2 separate regions of the Homo sapiens genome follow, and region 2 is linked to region 1. A link is an interaction called in ENCODE POLR2A ChIA-PET data of the cell type or tissue named here. Cell type or tissue: A673. All regions are shown on one strand. Links, peaks and the distances in the headings refer to the core of each region. The heading gives the core; the rest is flanking DNA.

Region 1 (5,370 bases), core at 1-5,000:
AGGGCCCTGGCTCTACCTGGGGGGACTAACAGGAGCGTCATCCTGTACACTGCTTTCACTCCACATCCAGGCCTGTCAGAGCAGCCTCCCAAGCCCCTCTGGGAAATTTCCACTCCTCTGCAGCCCCACCGCCTCTACCCTCATCCAGACCTCTTCATCTCCCTTCTGCTTCACAGCCACTGTTGCCTACCTGGTCTCCCAGCCTCAGCATCATCCCTCTAATCCATTCTTGCGCCACATCAGAGTGCCGTCATGGTGAGAGTGGCTTGTAACTCCCCTGCCTAATAGGCTTCCCTGGCTCCCAAATGCCTTCAGAGTAAAGACTAAGCTTTAGTGGTAGAGTGTAGCAGCTTAGGGAACAGCTCTGAAGTCAAACTGACTGGCTCAAATCCCAACTCCTCCACTTACCATGTGACTTTAGGCAAGTCACTTAAACTCTCAGTGCCTCAACTGCCCATCAGTAACATGGAGATAATAATTACCTCATCCAGGCCGGGCACGGTGGCTCATGCCTGTAATCCCAACACTTTGGGAGGCCAAGGCAGGTGGATCATTTGAGGTCAGGAGTTCGAAACCAGCCTGGCCAACATGGTGAAACCCCATCTCTACTAAAAATACAAAAATTAGCCAGGCGTGGTGGCAGGCGCCTGTAATCCCAGCTACTCGGGAGGCTGAAACAGGAGAATTGCTTGAACCCAGGAGGCGGAGGTTGCAGTGAGCCAAGATCCCACCACTGCACTCCAGCTAGGGTGACAGAGCAAGACTGTCTCAAAATAAAATACTACTAATAATAATTACCTCATCCAGTGGTTGAGAGCATTAAATGAGCGAATCTGCATAAGCGCCCATGTAAAGTGCACAGTGCAGTGTCCTGCACAGGTCAAGTGCTCTACGTGTTAGCTTAACACGCCTTGCAAAGCCCTCCATGACACAGCTCCTGCTCTCTCTGTGGCCTCATTACTTCTTCTTCTTCTTCTTTTTTTTTTTTTTGAGACGGAGTTCGCTCTTTTTGCCCAGGCTGGAGTGCGATGGTGTGATCTCGGCTCACCGCAACCTCTGCCTCCCAGGTTCAAGCGATTCTCCTGCCTCAGCCTCCCGAGTAGCTGGGATTACAGGCATGCACCACCAGACCCAGCTAATTTTGTATTTTTTAGTAGAGACGGGGTTTCTCCATGTTGGTCAGGCTGGTCTTGAACTCCCGACCTCAGGTGATCTGCCCACCTCCGCCTCCCAAAGTGCTGGGATTAGAGACGTGAGCCACCGCGCCCGGCCTGCGGCTTCATTATTTCTATTTTCCCCTCCCACGCTGAGCCCTTCTCTTCCTCTGCGTGTCAACACGACTGCAACTGAGTGCTGTCTCCTCTATGCCCCTTTCCTGGCCCAGACACAGACCCCAGCCTTTCAGTCTGCATCTGTGTAGCCCCAAGCTGCCTCCCCAGGGCTCTGATCTCCCTGCAGGTAGGGACTGCATCTGTTTTGCTCAGAGCTGAGTCCCAGAGCCCAGCACAGACATCTAGATGTGTTAGTCTTCGCATGGAACCCTGGGAGAGCGAATGGAGGGAAGAGGGACTGTGTATCTGGTGAGGTCGGGGGTTCCCACCTCTTGCAGCAGCCCCTCCAGGTGGGAAAAGCTAGGCCGGTCGGCAGGGTGGGGGGCCCAGCAGCGCAAGGCGAGGGAGTAGAGGGCCCTGGAGCAGAGGGGAGGCCTAGGCAGCCGGGCTCTGTCCTCCAGCCGCTGCAGGATGAGGTACGGTGGGACCCCGGCCCAGGGTTCCTCGCCCCCGGAGAACATCTCCCACAGCGTCACCCCAAACATCCACACGTCCGAGGCAGACGAGAAGGCTCCGTGGCGCAGGCTCTCTGGGGCACACCTGCCGAAGGAAGTGGAGCTGAAAGGGGCGGGACACGTGCTCCTTGGAGGCCCACCCTCCACGGAGCACCCCCGAGTGCACCCATCTTTCACAAAAGTCCTCTTTGCCTAGGAGGATAACCCTTCTGGTCCAAGCCTCCCTCAGAAGCCCGGCCCCCTCCGATCTCCCTCGGCTGCTGCCCTCCGGATCCGCCCGGCTCAGAGCCCGACCGCCCGCGGACCCGCTCTCACCAGGCGTAGGGGATAGGGCGGGGCCCGCCCATGACGTAGCGGCCCCGGGCACCGCCCAGAGGCCGCACCAGCCCGAAGTCAGCCACCTTGATGGTGCGCGGCGACGCCAGCAGTAGGTTGCGCGTAGCGAGGTCTCGGTGCACCAGCCCGCGGGCCCCCAGGTACGCCATGGCTCCCGCCAGCTGCCGCAGGAAGAGGCAGAGCAGGGCCACGAGCAGCGGGGGTGTCGGGGCCGGGGCCGTTAGGCGCGCGTGCAGGGAGCCCAGTGGCGCCAGCTCCATCACCTGCAGGAGGGAACACCGCGCCGCGTGAGCCGGACCCATTGGACCCTGGCCGCCCACGCTCCTGCCGCACGGCTGTCCCGGGAACCAGCGGCTGGATCTGCTCACCATCTGCAGAGGCTGGCCCAGTACAAGGCCGTGCAGACGCAGCACGTGTGGGTGCTCCAAGTTCATCATGACCGATACCTCTCGCAGGAAGTCCCCCAGTTCTGTGCCCATCGGGCCTTCGGGACCTACCCGGAGGGACTTGACAGCCACTGGGACCTGGAGGTGGGGGGAAGCGCCTTTAGGCATTGCGGGCATGAAGAACAGAGGGGGCAGCTGGCCTGGATGAAGCGGGCTCCCTGGACACTCACACTCTTGCCACTGGGCAGCGTCCACAGCCCTCGGTGCACCACACCGAAGCAGCCTGAACCCAGCAGCTCCCCTCTGCAAACAGCACCCTCTGGGATCAGACACTTGAGGCCCCCCTCTGGCTCAGGGAGGTGCCGTGGGCTGTCCGAGGGCAGGGTGGGCTCCTTGTGCTCAGGGGCAAAACCTCCAAGGATCTGAAACAGGGATGGGAAATCCGGTATGCAGAGCCCTGCGCCCCCCTCCCTGCCCCTCAAGCCACCTCATTCCCAGGCCCAAGCTGCCCACCTACAACACACACCTTGTAGACCCAGTTCTTAGACTTAGGCCCAGAACGTAGCCTTTTCAGAGCTTCGGACAGTCTGCGCTGGGCTGTGGGAGGCCAGAATCAGGGCTGGAGTGGAGGTGGGTGTGGGGAAGAGTGCGGAGAGACTTACAGGGAAGAAAAGGGCTGGAAGAGGGTTGTGGTGGGGGAAGGCAACTGATAGGCTGTGGACAGAGAGACCAGGGCCTCGGGGCAGGGGTCCCTCACCAGGCCGGCCCATGCCAATGCCGTCCAGGTCCTCAGGCTTTACAAAGTCGAAGTGCTCTGGCCGAGTGACATTAAGCTCCTCAAGGATGGGCCAGTAAAACTGGGCCAACTGGATGTCCCGGAGCAGCTTCAGTAGCCACAGGGAGCCAGCCTCAGGAAGCATGTCTGGAGAAGGAGTTCCTAAGGATGATGGCACTCTCCTTCAGATGGTGAGCTCAGGGTAGGCCCTAGAGAGACCAGGTCTCCAGCTCCACCTGCAAGTCATTAGAAACACTCAGGTACAGAGGCAGGGACACAGCAGAGACAGCCAGGATCCCTGCCACTCACGCACACAAATCCCAGATAGAATGTTCCCCGTGCCCAGGCATCCGGGTACTCTGTCCCTTCACCGCTGAGTAACCTGCCCTGCTCACACCTGCAATTTTAGCATACTGCCTGCTCCTACTACAGACTCCAGGTATGTTACCATCCTGACTCTGAAATATCACGGCACATCACACACCCGGACACCCAGAAACACTGCCCTTTTAGACCTGAGCTACGCAGTGGCACAAACTCACTCATACACACCTGAGACGACATCTCCCTTCCTCCAACATGAGACATCTCCCTTCCTCCAACATGAGACATGTTTGCCTACCACACACACTGGAGATGCTCAGATATGACAACCACACCATACCTCAGACATGTAGGTAGAGCACGCACACACACGAAGGTACACTGCCTCCCACATGCTGCCACACACACACACTGAGACCTACAGATATACTGCAAAACATGGCCGAGACTCCCAAATACATGTCCTCTTTTTTTTTTTTTTTGAGACGGAGTCTCGCTCTGTCATCTAGGCTGGAATGCAGTGGCGTGATCTCAGCTCGCTGCAACCTCCGCCTCCCGGGTTCAAGCAATTCTTCTGCCTCAGCCTCCCAAGTAGCTGGGACTACAGGCGCGTGCCACCATGCCCGGCTATTTTTTGTATTTTTAGTAGAGATGGGGTTTCACCATATTGGCCAGGCTGGTCTTGAACTCCTGACCTCGTGATCCGCCCGCCTCGGCCACCCAAAGTGCTGGGATTACAGGCGTGAGCCACTGCGCCCGGCCGATATATGTCGTCTTAACGCTGAGACATTTCAGCATGCGGCCACAAAACGCCCAGGCTCATCTGTGTCCTTCCATGAGATGTTCCTTGTACATACGTGTCACATCCATGGGACATGGCAGTTCACTGCCTCCAAACACCTAGATACACTGCCCCACACGGCTAAGACACAAAGGTCCACATGAACACAACACACAGACATCGAGGTACAGTGTGCACACAGCATACCTGAGCTATGGGGGCATAGGGACCCCTCAAGCCAAAAGAGGTCCACAGTCATTGCCTCTCCTCCACCGGAGGCAGCAACATTTGAAATCAAATCAGGCACTTGTGATGGCCGCTAGGCTTAGGTGCTGCCTATGGAGCCACTGAGGCTGTCAGGTACACAGTCCCACACCTACCTGAGCTCAGCCCCAGGCACAGATGCCTGCTGGCAGCCTGAGTCACTCGGTCTAACTTGGCTTCAAGGCAACTCCACCAACCTTTGTTAAATAAGGCTCTGGGCCTCTGGGTACTGGCAGCCTGCTCACACTTTCCCTAGCACACTCCTGGACCCGTCCCTTCCCCTACATTATAAGCAAGGAGGAAGAAGAGGATCGAGGCTGGGCCTAGTTGGAAACGCGCAGGTGGACTCAGAACCGGGCGCGAACAGGGTTGGGTTGGGAAGGAGAAAGCCCAGGACCCTGGGGGACCCGGCCCTGCGCGCTCGGTGGGAAGCGGGGAGCGCAGAAGGGAGACAGGAGGAAGCGCGGCTGCGGGAGGGAAGGACGCAGGAGAAGAGGACAGGCCCAGCGCCCCCCGGACGCGCCCCCAGCGACGGCTGCTCCGCCGGCTCTCCCCAGCCCGGGCCCCCTGCTCGGTCCGGACCCTCACCTGGTCAAGGCGGAAGCGGCGACTGCGGAACCTCCCAGGCTGCCTGGGCTAAATCCGAGGAGGCGGGACAGGAGTAAATCCCGCGGAGGGCGGGGACCTGGCCGCTGGCCCGGGGCCGGCGAGGGCCGCA
Region 2 (5,370 bases), core at 120-5,119, 110 kb after region 1:
TGTCACTGATGTAAATTGCATGTTATTTATTTATTTATTTATTTTTGAGACATAGTCTCACCGTGTTGCCCAGGCTGGAGTGCAATGGTGAGATCTCAGCTCACTGCAACCTCCGCCTCCCAGGTTCAAGCGATTCTTCTGCCTCACTGTCCTGAGTATCTGGGACTACAGGCGTGTGCCACCACGCCCTGCTAATTTTTTGTATTTTTAGCAGAAATGGGCTTTCACCATGTTGGACAGGCTGGTCTCTGACTCCTGACCCCATGATCCACCTGCCTCGGCCTCCCAAAGTGCTGGGATTACAAGCGTGAGCCACCGTGCTTGGCCATTGAATGTTATTTTTGTTATTCTTTTTCTTTCTTCTTCTTCTTCTTCTTTTTTTTTTTTTTTGAGACAGAGTGCCACTCTGTTGTCCTGGCTGGAGTAGAGTGGTGCAATTATGGCTCACTGCAGCCTCCTGGGCTCAAGAAATCCTCCCACTTCAGCCTCTCAAGTAGCTGGGACTACAGGCGCACACCACCATGCCCAGCAAATTTTTGTATCTTTTTGTAGAGACAGGGCTTCCCTATATTGCCCAGGCTGGCCTGAAACCCTTGGGCTCAAGTACCCACCTACCTTGGCCTCCCAGAATGCTGAGATTACAGGCGTGAGCCACTGTGCCTGGCCTTTTTTTTTCTTTTTCTTTTTTCTTTTCTTTTCTTTTCTTTTTTTTTTTAACATTTTCTGATTGGTAATTTCTGGTGCAGTAAAATACTAGTAGTTTTTGTTTGTTTGTTTGTTTTATAGGTTAATTTTGTACACAACAACCTTTATGAATACCCTTGCTTGTTCTACTAGTCTTTCTGTTGATTTTATTTTATTTATTTGTTTATTTTAAGACGGAGTTTCGATTGTTACCCAGGCTGGAGTGCAACGGCGCTATCTCGGCTCACTGCAACCTCCGCCTCCGGGCCTCAAGCAATTCTCCTGTCTCAACCTCCCGAGTAGCTGGGATTACAGGCATGCACCACCATTCCCGGCTAATTTTGTATTTTTAGTAGAGGCGGGGTTTCTCCACGTTGGTTAGCCTGGTCCCGAACTCCAGACCTCAGGTGATCCACCTGCCTTGGCCTCCCAAAGTGCTGGGATTACAGGTGTGAGCCACTGCGACCGGCGATTTTATTGGTTTTTCTAAGTAGATGATTATATTACCTGCAAATAATCAGGGTTTTTGTTTTGTTTTGTTTTCTTGTTTTGAGACGGAGTCTGGCTCTGTTGCCCAGGCTGGAGTGCAGTGGCACGATCTTGGCTCACTGTGACCTCCACCTCCCAGATTCAAGCGATTCTTCTGCCTCAGCCTCCCAAGTAGCTGGAATTACAGGTGTGAGCTAGCACATGCAGCTAATTTTTGTATTTTTGGTAGAGATGGGTTTCACCATGTTGGCCAGGCTGGTCTCGAACTCTTCACCTGTTGATCCACCCACCTCGGCCTCCCAAAGTGCTGGGATTACAGCCGTGAGCTACCGCGCCCGGCAAATAATCAGTTTTATTTTTTCCTTTCGTATCTTTGCACTACTTGTTTCTTTTATTTCCTTGTAGTATTGCTCAAGACCTCTAGGATTTTGTAAAATAAGTGTGGTAACAGTGGACATCTTTGTTTTTTTCCCCAAGAATAAAAGAGATGAGTCCAACATTATTCATTAAGTATAAGAATTTCCTATCTAACCTTTGTTTGCTAAAGGTTTTTATGATAAGCAGGTATTGAACCTCATCAAATGCCCTTTAAAATTCTCATTTGAGATAGCCATATGATTTTTTTTCCTTTTTTTTTTTTTTGAGACGGAGTTTTGCTCTTGTTGCCCAGGCTGGAGTACAATGGTGCAATCTCGGCTCACCACAACCTCTGCCTCCCAGGTTCAAGCGATTCTCCTGCCTCAGCCTCCCGAGTAGCCGGGATTATAGGTGCCCACCACCACGCCCGGCTAATTTTGTATTTTAAGTAGAGACGGAGTTTCTCCATGTTGGTCAGGCTAGTCTCGAACTCGCAACCTCAGGTGATCCACCCGCCTCAGCCTCCCAAAGTGCTGGGATTACAGGCGTGAGCCACTGCGCCCAGCCTCTATTTTTTTTTTTTTTTTTTTTTGAGATGAAGTCTCGCTCTGTCACCCAGGCTGGAGTGCAGTGGTGCGATCTCGGCTCACTGCAACCTCCGCCTCCTGGGTTCAAGTGATTCTCCTGCCTCAGCCTCCCGAGTAGCTGGAACTACTAGTGTGTGCCAACACGCCTGGCTAATTTTTTGTATTTTTAGTAGAGACAGGATTTTGCTGTGTTAACCAGGATAGTCTCGATCTCCTCACCTCGTGATTCACCCACCTCGGCCTCCCAAAATGCTGGGATTACAGGCAAGAGCCACCGCATCCTGCTGATTTTTTTCCTTTAGTCTATTATTGTGATAAACCACATTGATGGATTTTGTAATTTTTTCTTTTTTTTGAGACAGAATCTTGCTGTGTTACCCAGGCTGGAGTGCAGTGGCATGATCTAGCCTCATTGCAACCTCTGCCTCCTAGGTTCAAGCGATTCTCCCGCCTCAGCCTCCTGAGTAGCTGGGACTACAGGCGTGCGTCACCACACCCGGCTAATTTTTTTGTATTTTTTTTTTTTTTTGAGACAGATTCTCGCTCTGTCACCCAGGCTGGAGTGCCGTGGCATGATCTCGGCTCACTGCAAGCTCCGCCTCCCGGGTTCGTGCCATTCTCCTGCCTCAGCCTCCCAAGTAGCTGGGACTACAGGTGCCTGCCACCGCGCCCGGCTAATTTTTTGTATTTTTAGTAGAGACGGGGTTTCACCATGTTAGCCAGGATGGTCTCGATCTCCTGACCTCGTGATCCACCCACCTCAGCCTCCCAAAGAATTTTTTTGTATTTTTAGTAGAGACGGGGTTTCACCATGTTGGTCAGGCTGGTTTTGAACTCCTGGCCTCATGTGTTCTGCCCATCTCAGCCTCCCAAAGTGCTGGGATTACAGGCGTAAGCCACCGCTTCCAGCCTAGTTAAGTAATATTTTATTAAAGACTTCTGTGTCTATATTCATAGATTAAATGGGCCTAGAATTCTTTTCTTATATTATTACTAACTGATTTCAGAGGCAAGATTACCCTAGCCTCATAAATGAGTTGGTCACTTTTTCACTTCTTTTCCAAATCTGTATCTCAAATATCTACTCCAGAATGAACCATAGTAGACCACTTAGCCCAGCCTCTTGTTTCCCAAGTAGGCAAAAACATTATCACTCCTATTTTAAAGATGAGATAGTCGAAGCCCAAGAATGAAGTCCTGAAGGAAGCAGAATTAGAACCTGGAATATCATTTGCCTTGAAATAATCAGTAACCAATTACTTTATAAATAATGCTGCAAGTTTCCAAAGTTAATTTATGTATCAGTTTTTAGAACTCAGAACAATTTCCTGTAGAAACAAACAAGTTGGTTGGGTTTTCATACGAGGTTGATTAACTCATAATGTCATCATCCACCACCCCATACTGTAGTGTACATCCCCTAATATCACCCAATCTTCCAACCAGACTTGACCTTTCAAATTTTTCCACGGTTACCTCTGGACTCAATGTCTGTCATCATTCTTATAAGCCCATCCTCTTCTCTGAACCTCCCTTTCCTAGACCTTACTGAAACCTGGCGTCTGGAGGGCACACTTCCCTGGCAGCCCTCTTTACAGAGGCTTGTTCATCGGTCTTTGCATACTGCAGAGTAGAGTTGGGTGGATTGCTCCCTAGTGCTGCGTCTAGACTCTTTTTTTTTTTTTTTGTTTGAGACAGCCTGCTCTGTCGCCCAGGCTGGAGTGCAGTGGCGCAATCTCTGCTCACTGCAACCTCCTCCTCCCGGGCTCATGCCATTCTCCTGCCTCAGCCTCCTGAGTAGCTGGGACTACAGGCGCCTGCCACGACGCCTGGCTAATTTTTTTTGTATTTTAGTAGAAACGGGGTTTCACCATGTTAGCCAGGACGGTCTCGATCTCCTGACCTCATGATCCACCCGCCTCAGCCTCTCAAAGTGCTGGGAGGGATTACAGGCGTGAGCCACCGTGCCCGGCCTTTTTTTTTTTTTTTCTTGAGATGGAGTCTCACTCTGTTACCCTGGCTGGAGTGCAGTGGCGCGATCTTGGCTCGCTGCAACCTCCGCCTCCCGGGTTCAAACGATTTTCCTGCCTCAGCCTCCTGAGTAGCTGGGATTACAGGCGTGCATGACCACGCCCGGCTAATTTTTGTATTTTTAGTAGAGATGGGGTTTCACCATGTAGGTCAGGCTGCTCTCGAACTCCTGAACTCGTGATCTGCCCCCCTCGGCCTCCCAAAGTGCTGGGATTATAGGCATGAGCCACCATGCCTGGCCTTAGACCCTTATTCTTTCTTCATCTTTCAAAATCCTCTGCTTTTTGAAATTAACGTCTCAAACTATATGATCTGCTGCCTCTACTTGTTGCAAGGGTCTTCAAACCCGGTTGTTCACCCACATTCACTGATAATGTTAGCACCTGGCTCATCTTCTTCCTCTTTTCACCTATTTTTTCCTAACATCATCGTTGATAACTTCATAATCCATCAGGGCAATCCATTGTGGCCTCTCCACTCCTCAGTCTCTTCTCCAGTGATTTTCCTCTTCAGCCCATCCTCAGACCTCTACCCTAGGTTTTGTCATCTCCAAAAACAAACTCTTCCAACTTTTTTTTTTTTTTTGAAATGGAGTCTCGCTCTGTTGCCCAGGCTGGAGTGCAGTGGCGCCGTCTCGGCTCATTGCAACCTCTGCCTCCCGGGTTCAAGCGATTCTCAGCCTCCTGAGTAGCGGAGATTACAGGCATCCACCACCATGCCTGGCTAATTTTTGTATTTTTGGCAGAGATGGGGTTTCACCATGTTGCCCAGGCTGGTCTCGAATTCCTGACCTCAAGCTATCTGTTGGCCTTGGCCTCCCAAAAGGCTGGGATTACAGGCATGAGCTGCCATGCCTAGCAACAATTTTTTTTTTTTGAGACAGAGTCTTGCTGTATTGCCCAGGCAGGAGTGCAGTGGTGTGACCTCGGCTCATTGCAATTTCTGCTTCCTGGGTTCAAGCAGTTCTCATGGCTCAACCTCCCAAGAAGCTGGGATTATGCCTGGCTATTTTTTTTTTTTTTTTTTTTTGAGACTGAGTCTTGCTCTGTCACCCAAGCTGGAGTGCAGTGGCGTGATCTCGGCTCTCTGCAGGCCTCCGAGGCCTGGCCAATTTTTGTATTTTTAGGAGAGACGGGGTTTTGCCTTGTTAACGGGTCAGGCTGGTCTCAAGCCTCAAGCAATCTGCTTGGCCTCAAGTGATCTGCTTGCTTCAACCTCCCAA

The links. ChIA-PET counts read pairs that join two places held together with the same protein. Peaks named below come from ENCODE experiments on the same cell type or tissue, not always from the same donor. Only the 100,000 strongest peaks of a DNase experiment are listed, where the experiment ranks them.
Region 2: POLR2A ChIA-PET joins it to region 1 with 7 read pairs; 5 of 35 experiments call an interaction of 5 or more read pairs at or near these places.

Annotation. Positions count from the first base shown.
Region 1 is chr17:7,380,985-7,386,354 of GRCh38, reverse strand. TNK1 (tyrosine kinase non receptor 1) reads right to left here and starts at 5,266. Exons shown (of 13, transcript NM_003985.6): 1 at 5,241-5,266; 2 at 3,266-3,519; 3 at 3,035-3,105; 4 at 2,739-2,930; 5 at 2,491-2,646; 6 at 2,102-2,385; 7 at 1,601-1,871. The coding sequence starts at 3,428. RefSeq lists a silencer at 1,943-2,202 and an enhancer at 5,248-5,370. In A673, for the core only: no CTCF peak of the experiment used is centred there; a DNase peak (open chromatin) is centred at 2,124; H3K4me3 peaks cover 841 bases.
Region 2 is chr17:7,270,833-7,276,202 of GRCh38, reverse strand. No RefSeq gene overlaps it. Among named protein-coding and RNA genes, the nearest start is that of SLC2A4, 8.2 kb to the left of the region's middle. In A673, for the core only: no CTCF peak of the experiment used is centred there; no DNase peak of the experiment used is centred there.